2 separate regions of the Homo sapiens genome follow, and region 2 is linked to region 1. Evidence: chromatin contacts called from ENCODE Hi-C data. All regions are on one chromosome and are shown on one strand. The core of a region is the stretch at or near the end of the contact, and the rest is flanking DNA. Distances in the headings are between cores, read along the strand shown.

Evidence for each region. Hi-C counts contacts between places; a loop is a spot of excess contacts on that map. Pooled maps may share reads with other maps.
Region 2: a map with no recorded cell type shows a loop between it and region 1 (9-fold over the local background). The contact joins the enhancer-like site here to the promoter of HHAT in region 1. A Hi-C loop is called at or near these places in 2 of 37 single-sample maps with no recorded cell type and 4 of 50 pooled maps.

What each region holds. Positions count from the first base shown.
Region 1 is chr1:210,326,556-210,332,954 of GRCh38, reverse strand. HHAT (hedgehog acyltransferase) reads right to left here and starts at 4,053. Exons shown (of 12, transcript NM_018194.6): 1 at 3,851-4,053. RefSeq lists enhancers at 2,195-2,364, 3,477-3,836, 4,711-4,880 and a silencer at 3,997-4,246.
Region 2 is chr1:214,435,784-214,442,182 of GRCh38, reverse strand. All of the region lies in intron 3 of PTPN14 (protein tyrosine phosphatase non-receptor type 14), which reads left to right. Among named protein-coding and RNA genes, the nearest start is that of PTPN14, 110 kb to the left of the region's middle. RefSeq lists enhancers at 2,410-2,749, 2,064-3,035. Within about 2 kb of position 2,587, at least 17 of the 41 ENCODE cell types and tissues checked have a DNase peak (open chromatin) inside an H3K27ac peak, as active enhancers do.

The DNA of each region.
Region 1 (6,399 bases), core at 2,804-5,303:
AACCCTAGCCGAAATGAGTAAAAAACAAACATCACTGGTAAGCTTCTTTGAAAAGGGGGAAGACCCAATGATGAGACAGAAGACTGTAAGATTGCCAACAAAAAGCAAGCTGCATTTAAAAGAAAATACCAGGAGTCATACTCAAATTACAGGTTCATTGCAACAGGTGACTCACATTCTCCAAGCCCACTTTGTGTAATATGTGGCCACTGGCTATCCAATGAAGCCATGAAACCTTCAAAACTGCTTCACCACATGGAGACCAAGCACCCTGCATTAAAAGACAAGGCTTCGGAGTTTTTCAAAAGAAAAAACATAAGCACAAAGAACAGAAGCAATTATTGAAGGCTACCATTTCATCAAATGTGTCTGCAATGAGAGTATCATTCTTAGTGGCTAACCGTATTGCTAAAGCTAAGAAGCCCTTTACTATTGGTGAAGAGTAAACTAGGCGAATTGAAATAGCAGCGGATATTGAGGCACAATTGGTAGAGAGGATTAATGAGTCACTGCGGTACGCAATCTGGGTTGACTAGTCTACCAGTGTTGACAAGGCAACAATGCTTGTTTTTTTGTGATACAGTTTTCAGGAGGATATACATGAAGATGTTAGGTGCACGAGGATATGTCACTTGCACTTTTGTTGCTAACCAACACCACAGCTGCACAACTATTCAAGTCTTTGAATGATTACCTATCAGAAAAACCGAATTGGTCCTTTTGGGTAGTATGTGCTTGGGCAGAGCGACTGCTACGACTGGTTTCACTACTCGGGCCAAAGAGGTCACTTCTGAATGTGAGTCTATGCACTGTGACATCCATAGAGAAGTGTTGGCTAGCCAAAAAATGTCACCTGAACTTAAGAACATTTTGCAGGATGTGATTAAAATTATCAACCACATTAAAGTACATGCCCTTAACTCACATCTGTTCACACAGCTCTGTGAGATGGACATAGAGCACACACATCTTTTATACACAGAAGTGGGATGGCTTTCTAAAGATAGATCACTGGCCGGAGTTTGAGTTATGAGGGCCACTCCAGAGATTTCTTCTAGAAAAGTAGTCACCACTGGCAGCACATTTCATAGAAGGGGTTACAAAACTTGCTTACTTGCTTACCTCCTCAATGAACTCCATCTGTCCCTTCAGGGGAGAACTGTGTTCAAGTCGGCAGATAAGTGGCTGCACTCAAAACCAAACTGGAATTATTGCGGCGACAAGTGAACACTGGGATTTCTGACACGTTTCAAACATTAGCAGAGATTTTGAAAGAGACTAAGCCAGGGCCTTCTCTCTCCCAGCTGGTGCATGATCACCTATCTCAGCTTTCAAAAGAGTTTGAGCATTACTTCCCAACTACAAAAGACACCCGAACTGGGAAGGATCCTAGATCCATTTGTGAATAAGCCAGGTGAATTGACTTTGTCCATGCTAGAAGAGGACCAACTGTTTGAGATAGCAAATGACCGGGCCCTAGAAGTATGTTTAAGACAACTTCAAATATCCATACATTCTGGATTAAAGTCAAGGCAAAGTATCCTGAAATTGCCACAAAAGCACCGAAAAGCCTGCTTCCATTTCCAACATCCTATCTTTGTGAAGCAGGGTCTTCTGCAGTGACAGCAACCAAAATGAGACTATGAAGTAGGCTGGACATAAGCAAACACACTTTGGGTGTCAATGTCTACCAACACACCCCCCCAGATGGGACTGCCTAGTTGCAGAAAAACAAGCTCAGGGGTCCCACTGATTCTACTCTATGGTGAGTTGTATTCATATTACAATGTAATAATAATAGAAATAAAGTCCACAATAAATGTAATGCAGGTGGGGCATGGTGATTCACACCTGTAATCCCAGCACTTTGGGAGGCCAAGGAGAGGATGGCTTGAGCTCAGGAGTTCGAGCTCAGGAATTTGAGACCAGCCTGGTTGACATGGTGAAATCCTGTCTCTACTAAAAATACAAAAATTAGCCAGATGTGGTGTCGCATGCCTGTAAGCTACTCCGGAGGCTGAGGCACGAGAATTGCTTGATCCCCAGAGGTGGAGGTTGCAGTGAGCCAGTATCGTGCCACTGCACTCCAGCCTGGGTGACCCAGCGAGACTCTTGTCTCAAAACAAATAAATAAAATAAATGTAACGTGCTTGAATTATCCCAACACCATCCCCCTTCCCCCAGTCCATGAAAAACTTATTGTCCATGAAACCGGTCCTTGGTGCCAAAAAGGTTGGGGACCACTGCTTTAGGGAACATTCCCCCTGGGCCAGGTCCTAAGCTGGAAGCAGGGGGTGCAGGTAAGGCCCATGCTCGCAAGTTCCTGATGCTACCTACAGAGCTCCCACCAACATCTGGCCACCCACAAAAACGGCTGCTCCCTCCAAAGAATTGACTTTCACCCTAAGTTCATCCATCTAACCTACTTCCAAGGAGGGGGCAAAGTAAACAGTAGATAAAGCACAGGCGTTGATCCAAAAGAGGAGTCCAAAACCCGGCCCTGACATGTACTAGTTTGTGGCTTTGGCTCCCCTCCAAGGCTTTCTCTATCCTACTGTGAAAAGAGATAACAACACTTATCTTTCCCAGTTACTGTAAGGTTTAGAAATAATGTATCTAAAGCACCTAATAAGCACACAGTCTCCTTAAATTAACATTAATTGAATCTCTCAGGTCAGAGCTGTCCTTATCAAACAATCACAATTAGGGACTGACTGGCAACGAGAAAGGAGGGAGAAAAATCACAGGGAAAATGGAACATGAGGAATGGAAGGGGAAAAAAATCATTCCTCAAAGTCTCCTTCAATGAACTACCGCCTCTTCAATGAAGCCTTCCCTCTCCTCTCCTTGCATTCCCATAGCACTTAATCACATTGAAATAGGTCCTTAGCTCTGAGAATGAATGAGATGCCAGGCACGGTGGCTCACGCCTGTAATCCCAGCACTTTGGGAGGTCGAGGTGGGCAGATCACCCGAGGTCAGGAATTCGAGACCAGCCTGGCCAACACGGTGAGACCCTCGTCTCTACTAAAAATACAAAATTAGGTGGGCGTGGTGGCGCATGCCTGTAATCCCAGCTACTCAGGAGGCAAGGCTGGAGAATCGCTTGAAACCGGGATGCTGAGGTTGCAGTGAGCTGAGATTGTGCCATTGCACTCCAGCCTGGGCGACCAGAGCGAAACTCCGCCTCAAAAACACAAACAACAACAAAAACAGAAAGAGAAGCAATGTCTCACTCCCACGTAATGCAAACCTCTGAGGATGCCAAATGCCCTAGCCCTACAACCCTGATCCAAGAGCAATGTACACAGGTAGCAGCACATTTCTTAACACCAATGCTACCCGTAAAGTACCTCTGGTGAGGATTAGCGGGAGGGTTTTTCCGCATAAAGACCTGCCACCTGAAGGTTAGACTCAGAACAGAGGAAGAAAACTGAGTCCTGAAGATAGAACGCAAAGGAAGTCTCTAACTTTAGAGTCCCTGGAGTCACAGCAGGCAGGCAGGCGCACCGCCGATACTGCCAAGAGGACCAGAGTTCGCAACTCCCCGCAGCAGTTCCGGAAGCTGGGGACGAAGCCAAGGAGAGAGGACGTGGGCAGGGCCGTGCGCGGACTTGTCCCGGCGCCTAGATCCCCGCCTTTGCCCGGGCGCACTGCGCGCGCGGCCCCCGCCGCTTTTGTCTTCTTCGCCCGACCGGGAACTTCCTCTGTCCCGCCCTCGGGCGCGCACACGGGAACTTGGGTAGGAAACGGAAAGCGTTTTGTGCATTTTTTTTTTAACAGAGTAAACTGACGCAGAAAATTCAGCATCTAACCTCCCCAGGACCCCCTATGGTCACCAGTTACCAACCTCCGGGCTGTCCCGGGCGGCGGCGACGGCAACGTTCACGCGCGCCGCGAGTTCCCAACACCCCTCTTTCGGCACTTCCGAGTCCCAGCGACATCGGCGGCGGCTGCGGGCTTCCCCGGGACGCCACCCTCTTTCCCCCGGAGCTGCCCTTTGGAGGAGCAGCGCAGCGCGCGTCCTCCGAGCACGCCCCTGCCGCCGTGCCCGCGCGCCCTCCGCGCCCGGACTCGGGAACCCGCGGCGCTCTCCGGGCGATGGCGAGCAGGCCGTGCTGCTGCAGGGGGCGGGCCAGAGCGCGGCCTGCGTTTCTGAACCGCGTTTGCCCCGCCGGCGGCCCGGGGCCCCTAGCCCCGCTCACCCCTCGGCTGTTGGTTCCCACTGACCCTGGCGTGCATATCTCTCCCCCACCCGTGTGTTCATTGCAGGTCTGGGGCTGCCTGCAAGTTAATTGCAGAGTGGAAGTCACCTGAAACTCGAGGTGGGCCGTCATTCCAACACCAGTGGTCCCCACCTACGTTTTGTAGGCGAAAGGAGGTAGTTCGGTGCGGTGGAAAGAGGGTGGGCTTTGCAGCCCTGGCAGCTTCGAGGGCTTACTGTGTGAACTTAGCCCCTGTGAGCCTCCCTGTACACCTCTGTAAAACAGAAATAGACTTCCCTGCTTTTCTTTGTAAATTAGAGTGAAGATCAAATAGAATAAACTTTATGAATTGTAAAGCAACTTACAGAGATCACTACTGCAAAATGGGTACGAAGATTTTGATTGCGTTGTGAAAAGAGTGGAAGATCTGAAGATGCTCCAACGGGGTATAATTGGGACGATGTTGCTGCTCGGAGGCCTCCAAGCCTGAGCCAAGAGACAGGCTTGCCAGAGTTCTCCAGACTTATCTCAGCAGAATCACGTGGCTCTCATTAAAACCTCGGGCTTCTGGATCCCTCCCCAAACCAAAAGCATCAGACTGTCCATGGCAGGGGCGTCTCAGGTGGTTCTATGATAAGGTGAAGGTGGATAACTCTGCCCTAGGCAGCAGGGAAACTCGGAAGCTGTGCTCTCAGAAATTTCATCTAGCAGTCATTGTAATGGTCGAGAGGATTATTTTAATGATTTTAGAATTCTCCAGGAAACCAGAGTATGAACTCTCCAAGAGCTGGAGCTATCTTTTCTTTCTGCTTCCCCCCAACCCACTCACCCCAAAACCTGGTACTGGATGGTGTTCAGTAAGCAGGTGTTAGTAAACTAGCCCCAAATAGGAGTGCCAGATTTAGCAAATAAAAATACAGCATACTCAATTAAAATTGAATTTCAGGCTGGGCGCGGTGGCCCACGCCTGTAATCTCAGCACTTTAGGAGCGGTAGCAGGAGGATCACTTGAGGCCAGGAGTTTGAGACCAGCCTGGCCAACATGGTGAGACCCCGTCTCTACTAAAAATACAAAAATTAGCCGGGTGTGGTGGCCTGCACCTGTAATCCCAGCCACTTGGGAGGCTGAGGCACGAGAATCGCTTGAACCCGGGCGGCAGAGGTTGCAGTGAGCTCAGATCGCACCACTGCACTCCAACCTGGGTGACTGAGCCGGACTCTGTCTCAAAAAAATAAGTAAATAATTTCAGGTGAACAATATGTAACTTTTTAGTATCACTATGACCCATGCAATATTTGGGATATACTTATTTTTTTTAAGTACTTACAGGAAGCTTGTAATCCCAGCACTTTGGGAGGTCGAGGTGAGTAGATAACTTGAATCCAGGAGTTCGAGACCAGCCTGGCCAACATGATGAAACTCCATCTCTACCAAAAAAAAAAAAAAAAAATGGTATATCTGAAATTCAAATTTACATCCTGGGTATCTGAAAATCAAACTTAACTGGGTATTTTATCTGTCAACTCTAGATCCAAGGGTTTGGCAGAGGGAGTGGCAGAATAAGAACTCAACTCAGGTAGTGTCAAACTCAGGGACAGGGATGTGATAACAGCTCCTATATTATTTCTAAAAGATGCTGTTGTTAATATAGGTTCAGTGTGATTTACACTTAACCCCTGTCTACATATGCACTTTAAATTCACCGGCGAACACAAAGGAGATAAAGGCAGATTTAAACACAGGCAATCAGAAACATCAAATAAAAATAGCCAAAATTTATGTGTGTGTGTATATATATATATATATATATATATATATATATGTATGTATTAGAGACAGTCTCACTGTGTCACCCAGGCTAAGCACAGTGGCATGATCTCAGCTCACTGCAGATTCAAGCAATTCTTGTGCCTTAGCCACCTGAGTGGCTGGGATTACAGGCAAGCACCAGCCACCACACCTGGCTATTTAGTAGAGACAGGGTTTTGCCTTGTTGGCCAGGCTGGTCTCGAACTCCTGGCCTCAAGTGATGCACCTGCCTCAGCCTCCCAAAGTGCTGGGATTACAGGTGTGAGCCACCATGCTTGGCCATAATAGCCAAAATTTAAAGATAAGCAATAGACTGGGATATTTGCAAGAAATTTGCAAAGTGTTAATTTTAAAATTATATATAGAGTTAATACAATCAATAAG
Region 2 (6,399 bases), core at 1,338-3,837, 4.1 Mb before region 1:
CTGTTTAGTATACTTCAAAGAAGTGATAATTTTATTATTACATCTTTAAATCACATGGTTAATGTGTTAGTATTTGGTCTATTTGGAACTTTTCTCAAAAGCAAACAAAAATAATGTGCTATTGAGCTATTTTGAAAATAAGTTCTTAAGCAGAGGTATTGATTTTTATCCTTTGTGAATTCCTTGATTTTCAAAGATACATTCATTCATTTGTTCATTCATTCATTGATTCCAAATTGTTCTTTATTAGTGTTACATTGCAGGACTGAGAAAGATTAAACAATTGAACTCATGAAATAATAAAGATTTGTAATAGAGCATGAGTCAAAATGTTAAAATAGTCTACTTTTTCTAAAGCTTGAGTAGAATACGATGATGCCACATTGTAGTGTTTACCTTTAACAAAGGTGTGAAAAGAAGGGGGAAAAACAACAGAAGCTATATGAAGAGGTGTTTTGTCATGTTGAAGCATGCAGGCTGTGCCTTATGAATTTTTAAGAGACATCCGCTTCCCATAAAGGATTCTCAAGATTGTAGGGGTATCATTACAATGGGTGGGATTGAGAATGGTGTGTCAATTTCAAAAATGGATTTTAAAAAAAATCTTGACGTTGGAAGAGGTGCAAAGAATAGATGTTTTATAATTGTTTGCTCTACCTTTTTTCCTGAATATCAGCATTGGGACATTCAGTTGGAGTGGAGTGGGTGGAGAGGAAGGAAGTGACAGATGTGCTACATCCACACGTTAAAGAAACTTACAGTGTCTGAGCAGCAGCAGAATCTAGAAAGCACAAGAATCCAAAACCTCAAAACTTCCCCAGCCTGAGGATATTATAGTTCTGTGTGGTTCTGTGGAAAAATGTAGTTGCGTTCCATCACCGGATATAATGTAACAGTAGTAGTCATGGTAGCAGCTAACATTTATGTGCAAGATGCTATGCTAAGTATCTCAGATTATTATCTTTTTCAGTCTTCACTAGAACTCTATAAAGTGGGCACCCTGAAAAAGAACTGTTTGTTTTTTAAATAACAGAAGTTTTTTCTCTAACAAGTGGAGTAGATTTAGGTCATCACATAAATGGAGTCTTTTATATTACTTTGCCAGAGAAATACATCCGTTCATGCCTTTCTTCACTGGCTTTATCAGAGTAACAGGGAGTTTAGTTCCATAAAAAGTCAACAAAGAAATCCAGAGGGCTGACCTACCAGTAAGATCAGAGATTATTAACTAGTACTATGAGGGCTGATTCTGGTCTTCAGGTGGGTTTTGTTTCACCAGGATCATTTTTGAAAGAACTGAATTGGGACGCCTTGCAGAGAGGCATGTGCTGTCTAACTGGGCCTAGTTCTCCACTCCCTAGGGAGTTAATAGTCAGCAGCATTTACACATTCTTGTGACCTGTCTGGCCTTGTAGGTATTTAGGTCCTGACTGCCGATACTTGCACTTTCTGTATAACTTGAAGTGCATCTCAGTACTTGGGTCAGCCCATATCTCTTCATTGACCCAGTTGATTTTATGTCATTCAGTGTCCAGCTGTATTAACACTTTAGCTGCCTATAAGAGACTGTAGGTGGTTGAGCTGAGTGTGAGAGTATAACTTCCCTAAGTGCTCATTTGAAAACTTTATTTCTGTGTAAAGATCACTCCGGAGGGCTAGATTATATGTCCCTGTCAACTTTCTACTGCAGAGCCATGGCTCAAATTATTCAGATTTCCTCTCTTTATTGCTCACAATATCTGTCTCATCTCTGATTACCCATAAAAGGTTCATGCATAGAAAGAGTACCAAGCGTCTTATAGGCCAATAAAGACATCATTCAAATCTTAAACAAACACAGCCTATTTGAGAAAGAGCCCTTTGCCTTATATCAAGACAGACCAGAATGATAGAGTTTTATATCTAAATATGAGACCCCACATATCAATAAATCACAGAGACCAGTTGCTTTGTTTTACAGATGAAGAAACTGAGAAACAGACAGATAAAGGGACTCTGCCCATAGTCACACAGCTGTTTAGTGACAAGCCTGGCTCTTAAGGTGGTTCTGGAATGGTTTTAGGTGAACCAAGCATGCTGACATGGGAGAGCCCATAGATAGGATTTATTTAAACGTTCAAAAAGTCTTTGCCAATCCTCCCCTCCCCTCCCCTTAGCTGTAACAGCTAAGACACACTGTGGAATTGGAAGGGATGAGTTTTGTCAAAGAGAAGGAAGTAGTTCAGACAGAAGAAACAAAGGGTAGAGGGAAACAGGCACTTCTTTGAGTGAGTCCTTTAAATAGCGAGCATTATGTAGAGAGTGGAACTAAAATGGGTTTTATTTAACGTCTTTATCAGTGATCTCCAGCCCTGGGCACATAGTGAAAGTGCCAAGCTTTCAGATGACACTGAGTCCTTTAGAAGGGTGGAAAATTGAGACATTGCAAGTAAACAGTAGAAAGGTGTCAGCAGGTGTCAAGTTACCAGGTGTGACTCAAATAATGATACTGCTTTCTGGTGTACTTTGTAAAAGCAGAGGAGGCGTAATCATAGCGGGACATGTTGCAACATGTTTCGGTTTACAGCCTCCTAACTCTCAAGGTCAGCTCGTCAATCTTGTGCTTGCAGCTGGGGAGAGTGAGTAGACATTTCGCCTGACGTTTGCTGCCAGCATAAAAATGAGTTACCGTTATTCAGAGCAAATCCCAGCAACTTTGACGTAAGTTTAACTGAAATGCGAGTTAGACACATGGTCCTTTAGTAGAAAATCACAGAGATGAAGCAATGTTGGAAGCAAATGCTTTTGACCAGCATAAATGTTTTGAAGAAGGTAGAAAAGATAGATGTTTATGACAGTGACTAATGTGAGAAACCCATAGGTCTAACTAAGGAAAACATGAAAAAGGTCGGTAATTTGGATCCTTGAAATAAAATGGCCAACTGTGAAAAGATAGCTACTGATGAGGATACTGATGGAAAATTTGAAGCAAGTTATGTATCTGCTAGAGCTCTGTATGTTTTGAATGATTGTTGGAATCAGCAAAGAACTAGTATTTTTTGGTTTAATCTTCAAGGAAAATAATAGCTGGAAATAAAACAATAAAAAAAACACTACAAAGGAGAACATACATTAATGTGGGAAGTAGGGGGAAAAAAAGGAAAAAGAAGGAGAACAGACTTGAAGACCTCACTCTCTGGTGTTTGTTTCTTGGTCAGGCTCTGTAAACTCCCCAAAATTAAGTTCTTGTGTTTAGAATCAGGAGATGATGCTAGCATAGCTATTGTAAGGATGAGTTCAGAAAGCATTTGCCATTGTGCTTAGCATATAGTAGGTCTTCAAATAATATTTGTTTTTTTTAAATGAAAAGATATACTAGAAGGTAGCAGGAAACTGCTGCATCCCTCAGAGAGCTGTGCTGGTATCAGTCACCTGGCAGAAGATTCTCTGTGACCCACACTAACCAGAAACATAGGGGAAGAACATTCTGGGAAATGGAGTGCAGCCTAGTCAGGTTGAGACATTACAATGCCACTGTGAGGCTTCGTACATTATTAATGATTAGTAAAACCCAAATCACTGTAAACCATACCCTACTAGAAACTCTACTGAGTACAAATTTTGTACTGACTGGCGATTTCCAAAATTCAGAATTACTCCCTCAAAACAAATGATTTGATATTATTGAAGATAACTTCAAATTTGTCCCTAATTCCCTCAGGCAATTCCCAAAAGTGGAATTGCAAACAATAATTTAAGCAAACATTTTGTGTTATTATCATAGACATGTATTCCCAGGGAGGTTCCCCACCCTCATTCCAGTCCCATATGAGGGAGCAGATCTGCTGCAGAGGACGCGGCCTGGTGCTTTGTCCTGTGCCGAGTGTAGGAAGGCTAAGGTTATCAGGCCCGAGCAAGGAGACAGGATAAAGCGGGCCTTGCCTCACAGCTTCCCAGATGGTCAGAGCAGCTGTTCAGAACAGGGAAGCCAGGTTGGCTGCCACAGGACGGGCCAGGCTGACCCAATGGTAATCTCACAGTACTTGTAACTTGAAGAGACTGTAGTCTGAAAAGATAAACAGATTCCAGTGAAAGATTATTTAAAGAGATGATAGACTCCTGATGAGTGACAGTTATTTAAAAAATAAAAATAAGACATTGGGAGCCTGTTGGTTCTTTGAGTGTGGTCTTCACACTACGTGCATCAGTATTGCCTATGGCATTTTAAAAAATATGTAGGTTATTGTACCCCAGTCCTGACTCCCTGAATCAAAATCTGTTTTTGATCATTGCCATGGGTGATTCTTATCATTTAAGTTTGGTTAAATGGAAGACAACTGTATCCTGATGTCTTTTCAGCTGTAGCTGGTCTTTTCTGTTAGTAGATGGATGTTGGAGAATCTCAGGGGGGATTTTGGGGAACTGGGAAGGAATTAAAGAGTTGCAAAGCTTAAAACATTTGGTTCAGGCTGAGGAATTTAGAGAATAGATGGCGTGGTCTTATTTAGTAGAAAAATTGTGGGCGTCTTCCTGGGGATCCTAGAAGGAACAGAATGGAGAATCCAAGGTTCTTCTGTAGCAATTTTGTACAGTTTGATTGTATTTCCTCTCTTTCAGAATATTTTAGCCTTCTAGGTAGTTCAACTTCTGTAATGCACAATAGATTATGCATAATATAATGAGTAATACATCTCCTAAATAGGTTTAGGGGATATATTAAATACTATTTATTGCATAAGAATTTAGCCTTTTGTGCATCCTTTATTTATTATTAAATTTATTATTCCTATAAGAATAATAAAAACTGGCCTGAATTATACTACTCTAGGACCCTAAAACCTTAAACACAACTTCCCACTGTTTCTGCAGGCTTTGAAGTTACAGATTGAATTTTAATTTTTAAAGTGAGAATTTTGCAAAACTGAGAATTCTACATATGGATTTCAGTAATTCTTTTGCCACTGTCTGATTTATTGATATTTACTGCATTTAGGTAAGTGTAAGATGAAATAATAGGTAAATTAAGAAAAAAATAAAATAATTTCAGCCAAATAAAATTCAAGGTTGTGAAAACATTATTTCTTTCCATTATCAGTTATTTGAAAAAATATTATTTCTGGCACTGGTTCATGAAATACTTGATTTCAACTACCAACTAGAAGTACACTATATTTAAGTAAAAAAAAAAAAAAATACAGAGAGGCTTGGTTCTAGATAGCAGTTATCTTAATTTTCCAGACATCTGTGACTACTTCCTTACTATATACATTGAGAGATTTTGTGTGTTGCATTTGCATGCATACAAGCACACCCATGATTTTGTGATGTGCTGACTCTTGTTAAGAGTACTTGAAAAGCATTATCCTGAGAGCTAATATTCTGACAAACCTTTTTTTTTTTTTTTTTTTTTTTTTTTTGAGACGGAGTCTTTCTCTGTCGCCCAGGCTGGAGTGCAATGGTGCGATCTCGGCTCACTGCAACCTCCGCCTCCCGGGTTCAAGTGATTCTCCTGCCTCAGCCTCCCCAGTAGCTGGGATTACAGGCGCCCACCACCATGCCCAGCTAATTTTTTTAGAGAAGGGGTTTCACCATGTTGGCCAGCTGGTCTTGAACTCCTGACCTCAGGTGATCTGCCCGCCTCAGCCTCCCAAAGTGCTGGGATTACAGGCATGAGCCACTGTACCCAGCCCTAACTGTCTTTAACCAAAAATCTCACACTTACTTGAAAAAATATGGTTTCAAAATATTTTATCCACCACAAGTTGGCAAATGGCAGGTAAAAGAAAACTGTATTTTTTTTTAACTTTATTTTAGATACAGGGGTATACGTGTGGGTTTGTTATATAGGTAAATTGTGTGTCACGGGAGTTTAGTGTACAGATTATTTCATCACCCGGGCAATAAGCATAGCACCTGATAAGTAGTTTTTCAATCCTTACCCTCCTCTCACCCTCCATCCTCAAGTAGGCCCTGGTGTTTGTTATTCCCTTCTTTGTGCCCATGTGTTCTAGATGTTTAGCTCCCACTTAAAAGTGAGAACATGCGGTATTTGGTTTTCTGTTCCTATGTTAGCTCACTTAGGATAATGACCTCCACCTGCATCCATGTTGCTGCAGAGGACATGATCTTGTCATTTTTTGTGGCTGCATAGTATTCCATGGTGTATATGTAACATATTTTCTTTATCCAGTCTACCACCGATGGATATTTAGGTTGATTCCATGTCTTTGCTATTGTGAATGGTGCTGCAGTGAACGTACATGTGCATGTGTCTTTATAATGGAATGATTTATATTGCTTTGGGTATATACCCCATAATGAGATTGCTGGGTCGAATGGAAATTCTGCCTTAAGTTCTTTGAGAAATCGCCAAACTGCTTTCTACCATGGCTGATTTACCATGACTAATTTACATTCCCA